Regions from separate parts of the Homo sapiens genome. Here all the other regions are linked to region 3. Evidence: chromatin loops called from intact Hi-C (ENCODE). Cell type or tissue: endothelial cell of umbilical vein. All regions are shown on one strand.

The links. Peaks named below come from ENCODE experiments on the same cell type or tissue, not always from the same donor. Only the 100,000 strongest peaks of a DNase experiment are listed, where the experiment ranks them.
Region 1: it touches region 3 in a loop (7-fold over the local background); 4 of 110 quality-filtered maps call a loop at or near these places.
Region 2: a loop joins it to region 3, with 4 times the contacts of the local background. A loop is called at or near these places in 5 of 110 quality-filtered maps.

The regions. Positions count from the first base shown.
Region 1 is chr10:14,073,201-14,075,700 of GRCh38, forward strand. The region is part of intron 2 of FRMD4A (FERM domain containing 4A); the gene reads right to left. It overlaps FRMD4A-AS3 (FRMD4A antisense RNA 3), which reads left to right and starts at 1,084. Exons shown (of 3, transcript NR_120638.1): 1 at 1,084-1,626. In endothelial cell of umbilical vein, no CTCF peak of the experiment used is centred here; a DNase peak (open chromatin) is centred at 1,421; H3K27ac peaks cover 1,710 bases.
Region 2 is chr10:13,814,971-13,817,470 of GRCh38, forward strand. The region is part of intron 3 of FRMD4A (FERM domain containing 4A); the gene reads right to left. Among named protein-coding and RNA genes, the nearest start is that of FRMD4A-AS2, 180 kb to the right of the region's middle. In endothelial cell of umbilical vein, no CTCF peak of the experiment used is centred here; a DNase peak (open chromatin) is centred at 1,001; H3K27ac peaks cover 2,212 bases.
Region 3 is chr10:13,880,869-13,883,368 of GRCh38, forward strand. All of the region lies in intron 2 of FRMD4A (FERM domain containing 4A), which reads right to left. Among named protein-coding and RNA genes, the nearest start is that of FRMD4A-AS2, 110 kb to the right of the region's middle. RefSeq lists enhancers at 29-918, 919-1,809, 1,381-1,675, 1,810-2,500. In endothelial cell of umbilical vein, no CTCF peak of the experiment used is centred here; a DNase peak (open chromatin) is centred at 1,493; H3K27ac peaks cover 2,500 bases.

The DNA of each region.
Region 1 (2,500 bases), 190 kb after region 3:
TTAATAATTGGTGTATTTCTTGTAGTCCCTTTAGTAGGCTGGGGGCAGTAGTGGGAGTGAGGGCGAGTTGGATGCTGGCTTGTTAATGGAGCTGAAGGGAGGGCTACAAGGTGACAGATGGGATGAAGCTGGAAGCTTCTTTGGTGGGAAGGGAGGGTGTTCTAGGTCATGAAGAATTAGATCCATTGAGTTGCTGCAAGAAATGTCCCATTCCTTGAGTTCCTAGGTGATTGACTTAATCTGCCCATCAGTCTTTGTGTGGTTGGTTTTGTGGTTGTGTGGATAAATCTAGACACCAAGGACCCTGGATATACCCTCCCAAAGCAAAATAACACTGGGGGCTGGGGTCACTTATTACTTGGCTGGTGTCCATGATGGGAAAGATCTCAGGGATGATGGCTGATGTTGTTGGCATTGTCTTTGCTTGTCCAAGGGCTGCTGTAGAAGAAGCGAACGGAGTGAGGGGAAGTCCAGGGGTATGAATGTGTCGTGTTCATGGGTTTTTCACCACCACCGGGATCCTGTTGTGACCTACCCACTGGTCAAGATGAAATCCCTAATAACTTAGGTGTTAAAAGACTGGAGGTTGCCCTGTATAAATTGGGTCACCAAAAGTTCCTTTTAAATTTTGCATAGGGCGGTGGCTCATGTCTGTAATCCCAGCACTTTGGAAGGCTGAGGTGGGAGGATCACTTGAGGGCAGGAGTTCAAGACTAGACTGGGCAACATAGTGAAACTCTGGTTCTACTAAAATACAAAATTTAGCCAGGCATGGTGGTGTGTGCCTGTAATCCCAGCTACTCGGGAGGCTGAGGCAGGAGAATTGCTTGAAACCTGGAGGCAGAGGCTGAACAGAGCTGAGATCGTGCCCCTGCACTCCAGCCTGGATGACAGAGCAAGATAGTCTCAAAAAAAATTTTTTTTGTTTCATATGTAGTACCATAGCACCAAGAAAGTGCTTAGGTGGTAAGTACAAAGGTGGCCAAGGTGAGTTCTGACAGTACAGAATGGGGTTTCCATGGAGACGGCAAATAATGAAGCAGTGGATGGGGGAGGGGGATGTATGCTCCAAGGTTGTGCCCACTCGGCACGACCCAGGTTCCATGCTACAGGCCTCTACTTGTCCAGACCTGAGGGTCAGATTCAGATGGTGCAAATGTTTAAGACCTGGGTCTTCAACGAGATGAATTATCAGCTATTTCATAGCTGCAGTGTTGGATATGCCGAGACGATAAAAGCAACAGCAATCAGAATCAACAGTTGAAACGACATGGCAGACGCTGTGAATGCTATGAACTGCTGTGCTGAGCAGCAGGATTCCTGTGTCCTGGCGCAATGCCCATGGGGATTCATGCTTTCAGAGGGTCACGCCTCAGGAACACGTAGAAGGGCAAGCATTTCATCTGGCAGGGCACTGATTTAATCTGCACGCATGTTTGGCTGTAAAACTAGCTCCTCCCCCTTACCATTTTTGAGTCGCTGCCGGACTCAAATTCCACAGATTCTGGAAGGTGTCCAGGAACTCGTTGATTTGTCAAACTTATGGCTACACACAGCTGGAATGGAGACGGACTCCACTGAGGAGACTCATACAGGACAGGAGGGAATTTTAAGAGGATAACCCTGGTAAGCCATGGTGGATTGGGTGATGGGAGGCTGTGTAAGAAAAGCTCTCTGACCTTGACTTCCAGGAATTTACTCTTAGATGGTTTAATCTAGATACTACCAGAGCTTGTAATACAGAAAATCCTGCAGGTAGGGAGAAGAGATTACCCAGAATTAGTTGACAGTCTATGTTTCATAGAGTAGAATCAAAGAAAGATGTCCTTATGAATTAAAAAAGCAAGCAAACTATGGTAACTTGAACCAGTTTCCAGTGCTAACGTAGCACTGCCAAGAAAAGACACTGTAAGGTCACCACTGGTCACTAGATACAGCTTGTTTTAAGTTACAATCACATTTACATAAAAACAATAAATGGTCTACATCACCTTGAAAAATGGTTTTTCCTTCCAGTTGTAAGCACTTTATGTCCTGGTGAAATGCTGCTCATCTGATTATTTTACTATATTGAGAAGAGGAAAGGGGAGGACATATTATTTTCTTAACACCTAATGGATCCAGACACATGTTAAATGCTTGACCTCCACAACCATGTTTAACTGTTAGAACAACATGATGTGTGTGTGGTTTATTATTTCTATTTTCCAAATCAGGAGACCAAGGTCTATAGAGATTACGTAGCCTTCCTGGGCACTAGGAACAGGGACAGAACTGGAACCTGTGCCTATCTCTTTCTGTCGTTGCTCCTTCCAACATATCATGTTGCTTCTCAAAACCAACAGTGAAAAAGTATTCTTTAGCCTAACCTGAGCTGAAATGGCTTAGATATGAAAGCGTAAAGTTTCACTGGCTGTGCATGATGCAAATTTCTTAAATATAGGCAAATATAAGCATGTGTGGGTATAATTTCTGTATTATGTGTATACCTTTATATCCA
Region 2 (2,500 bases), 66 kb before region 3:
TATGTGGCAGAAATGGAGGCTTGGGGTTACTTTAGCTGATCATGTTACATTGAACTCTCCTAATTCCATGCCTCCCAAGGAACACCTACATCCTGGATATGTCCCTCATATATGAACTCATTATCATCCAGAATAGAGATTATCATTCTTTTGCCAAAGAAGATTCTGAGACTGAGAGATACCAGGCAGGCTGTCCTGGGTCTCACAGCCAAGCTGGGATTCAAAACAAGGTTGAGATACACAGCATGGAATATTATTTCGCCCTAAAAAGGAATGAAATCCTGACGTGGATGGAACCTGAAGACATTATGCTAAGTGAAAGAAGCCAGACACAAAAAGACAAATATTGTATGATTGCACTTAGATGAGGTAATTAAACAGGCAAATTCATAGAGACAACAGAATAGAGGTTGTCACGGGCTGAGGTGGTGGCAGATGGGGGGTTATTGCTTAATGGTTACAGCATTTCTGTACTGGATGATGAAAAAGTGTTGGAAATATTAGTGATTGTTACATGACATTGTGTATGCATTTGATGCCACTGAATTGCACATACGAAAATGGTTAAAATGGTGTTTGATGTTACATGTATTTTGACACAATTAAAAAAAAAGGAAAAAGGGGGAAAGGAGGTCTGATAGTTTCAAAGCCCACATGTGTAATCCCTCTGCCACTCTACCTCTGTTGACCCTGCTTCCAGGGTGAGAGCCTAAGGATCGTGCCTCAAGGGCCCTGGCTGAGTGAGGGCTACATGACTCACTTGAAACCAGTGCACTGACATTATGGATTTATACATCAGTACTTTCAACCTGGTTAATGTGAGTCTTCCCCTGAGAATGAAAAATCAGGTTTCTGAGCCTGCAGAATAAAGAGATGGCTTAACACACTGAAGAATTCACCAGAGTAATGGATACCACCATGGAAGCCTTCTGGAGACTGAGTTTTTGCCTTACCATGGTGATATGTCTCTCTGATTTAGCCTGTCACACTACAATAAGAAAACAAGTTTTCTTGGTGACTCATAAACTGAAGTCAAGGAAAAGGCTCTGAGCAGTAGCTGCCTGGCTGGAACAAACTTCATCTTTTCAAATAAACTTTTTCAACAATTGTACCTATCTGGATTTATATCTTTTGTTAAAAAATTTAAAAGGTCAGTCCCATTACTTTACACAACAGTTATTATAGACCATATGTATCAATTTCCAGGAAGAAAAGCCTACATTTATTACTTGCAATTTACAAATGGAGAAGTAAAGGCCGTGAAGAGGGAGAAAATAGATCCCAGAAGATGTTGAGGTTACAACTCCTGACTCTTAGCTGCTTTTAAAGCCACACACATTTTTTCTGCTGTCATGGTGACTGGCAACAGCCCAGAAGGTGGCTGCTCTGTCAATGAGAGTGAGAGTTGATGGATGGGCATGTAGTGAGAGTGAGAAATACACATCATTGTTTCACTGTTTAAGTCACAGAGACATTGGGGGTTGTTTGTCATTGCAGCATAACCTAGCCTATCCTGATTGATTCAGGCACTGAGTCTTTTATTTTCTGTACAGTTGATTTAAAACAATTTGTGGCATCAGCTCCTTGATTTCCTGATCTTGCAAATGAAGACAATATCCCCCGCTGATGTGACAGTGATTAATATACTACATTGTTCTGAAAGTTTCTTAAACTCCTTCAGAGAAAGTTGCTGGGCAAGCAGAAAGCAATCTGCTCTTATGTGCTTTGAAGGGATGTTTACAGAATCCCGCTGAGTATAATTTGCCAATTACTGGTGCTGTAAACATTTGTGGAGCTTTGCAGGGATCGGACTGGGAGCAAGGCCAGAAAGGCAGCTAGTAGCCCAATCGCATTCTATTGGACAATCTGGGCAGGAGCCCAGAGGCCACGTGAGCAAGGCAGCCTGTGCTCCCTGGGTTTGTCAGAATTAGCCTCTTGTGGGCCATCAGCCGTCCTGGCCCTAAGAGGTCATTACATCTAAGACTGGCTTTCTCTTAGCCCATAATTAGCTTTGTTCAATCAAATAGTTTCTCTCTTTTCTTTTTGTATCTCAAAATCTTTTTCCATTGTCCCTCTTAGCTTTTATTTCTCCTGATACCTGACAAATAAAACCTCCTTGCAAACATCCCTCCTTAACATATACTTCTCAGTGGCACCACTCACAGAGCTAATAGGACAGTCTTTCCAACACCAACTGGGCTTAGAAACCTGGGCTTCAGCCATGTGCTTTAGCAAGGAAAGGAAAGCACTGGTTCTAAATACTTAGGGAAGAAAGGAGAGGAGCTCTCAGTCAGTGCTTTGTGGCTCCAGGACCCAGATCTGAGTTCTTGAGAACACTGGATGATTCCAGTGGGAACTGTTCACGTTCCCAGCATATTACAGGGTTCCAGATCAGGTCCTGACTACTTCCTGGCCTGCTTCTTCCAGGCAGGACACGACTAACTAGAATGATCAAAACAGCACTTAACGTGTTGCAGGGCTGTAAAGCGCTCTAGGCACA
Region 3 (2,500 bases):
TCTAGCATCCTCTGTCACTTACTTATGGATCATGTGGATTGTCTGCCCCTTCCTCTTCGAATGCAAGCTCCCCAGGGGCAAGACTTGGTTGGTTTTTCTCACTGCCACATTCCTGGAATGTTCAAGGCATACCAATAGGTATGTGTTGAATGATTGAATGGGTGGGTGCATGAATGAATTAATGAATGAACTTGTGGCACTCAAATACTTCTGCCATTTGCCAGCTGGGGTTTGCCAGGGTAGCATTTTTTATACGAAAAAAAGGAGGGCTGGGTGTGGTGGTTCACACCTGTAATCCCAGAGCTTTGAGAGGCTGAAGTGGGAGGATCGCTTGAGGTCAGAGTTCAAGACCAGCCAAGGCAATCTAGTGAGACCCCCATCTCTAAAAAAAAAAAAAAAAAAAAATTAGCTGGGCATGGTGGTGCATGCCTGTAGTTCCAGGTACTGGGGAGGCTGAGGTGGGAGGATCACTTGAGCCCAGGAGTTCAAGGCTACAGTGAGCTATGATTGCACCACTGCACTCCAATCTGAGTGACAGAGCAAGAATGGGCCAGAGAGAGACAGAGAGAGAAAGAGAGTTGTCACACTATCCTTATTCTCTTCCCATTTGACATAGAAACAGGCAGAGAGAGAAAGCAGAGCTCCCTAGCAGAGAGAAGAGCTGACCATAGGTAGGGGCCCTGGGCTGGAGCAGGAAACAGTCCCTAGAGATCTGCGCAGACAAGTCAAAAAAGGAGAAATCACAACGTGACAATGAGTTCCTCAGTTACATTTCTGAGCACCTGCCAAATGCCAGGGATAACGCTGGGTGCTGTGCTGTCAACGACAAAGAAGATACGGTCCTACCCCTAAAAAGCGACGGTGGGAGGCATGTGAACAGGTCGTCACTGTCCATAGGATCGAACTGCGACTGCCTTCCAGCACGCATGCTTCTGGAGAATAGAGGAGAGGAACTCGCTTCTGCTTGGAGGAACAGGAGCAGGGAACACTGGAGGCTCCAAGTAAAGAATGAGTAGGTGCGTCCCAGGCAGGAAAGGGATGGGAGGGGAATGGCAATGTGAAGGGAGCAATTGCAAAGGCTGAAGTCCAGATGAGGTCAAATGTGCTTGGGGAGAGGCAAGGGTGTGTGTGTGTGTGTGTGTGTGTGTGTGTGTGTGTGTGTGTGTGTGTGATGGTTAACATAAGAAAAGAAGTTTAAGAAATAAGAAGCCTCTAGATTGTGACGGGCTTTTTCTTCCATGCTAAGGACTGTGGTCTACGAAGAATGCAGGGTGCTGAGGTGGGGGTTGTGGATGTGGTCAGGGGTATAGGAAGCTGGCCAAAGGATAAGCTGTGATGATTTTATAATGACTCAGGAAAGAGAGCCCCTAAACTATGACAATGGCAGTCAGCACCTCACCCTAAAAGAATGTGGGAAGACAATGTATGGACCGAGGCATTGGAGAAATTTGATTGGAAAGATTAGCTGAAGAACAGCTGACTCCGAGCAACGCAGAAAGAGGAAGCTCGAGGCAGGCATGGTGAGTCACATCATGGGACAATGAGGTCTGAGCCTTGGAGGAGGAAGAGGAAGAGGAGTAATGAGAAAACCACAGGTGGGACCAGTAATCACAAAGGGAAACAGCAAAGCATTTGTAAGCTCTGGAATCCTACCCAGTGAGGCTGCTTTGGGGAATAGTATTTAGGGAACACTGGTAAGTAGCCAAACCCAGAATCAGCCATTTCAAAACCAGATGGACGGACAGGCTCCTTCAGGAAAGTTCTGCTGGGAAGGCACAGGACAGATGCCATGTGCCCTCTTCATCCTCACTGCCCAGCCAGCAGGGCAAGCCACGATACTTGAGTTCCTCCACCCCATCTTTCCTACAAATGAACACTGGTGTATTGACTTTTATCTACATCCAATACAAAACCAAAAGCCACAGTATAATTTTTTGGTTTTTTTTTTTTTTTTTGAGACACACTCGCTCTGTCACCCAGGCTGGAGTGCAGTGGCACTATCACGGCTCACTGCAACCTCTGCCTTCTGGGCTCAAGCAATCCTCCCACCTCAGTCTCCCAAGTAGCCGGGACTACTGGTGCATGCCACCACACCTGGCTAATTTTTGTATTTTTTGTAGAGACGGGGTTTTGCCTTGTTGGCCAGGCTGGTCTCGAACTTCTGTCCTCAAGTGATCCTCTCGCCTCGGTCTCCCAAAGTGCTGGGATTACAGGCATAAGCCACTGCACCCAGCCAGTTTATGGAATTTTTTAGTTGAGTTTTGTCAGTTCTCTAGGAGCGTGGTCAGTTTCATTGGCAAGAAGCAAAGGAGGATCTAGCTGCTTAAGAAACAAAGCTCTGCCAGGTGCGTTGGCTCACGGCTGTAATCCTAGCACTTTGGGAGGCTGAGGCGGGTGGATTACCTGAGGTCAGGAGTTCAAGACCAGCCTGGCCAACATGCTGAAACCCCGTCTCTACTAAAAATACAAAAAAATTAGCTGGGTGTAGTGGTGCGTGGCT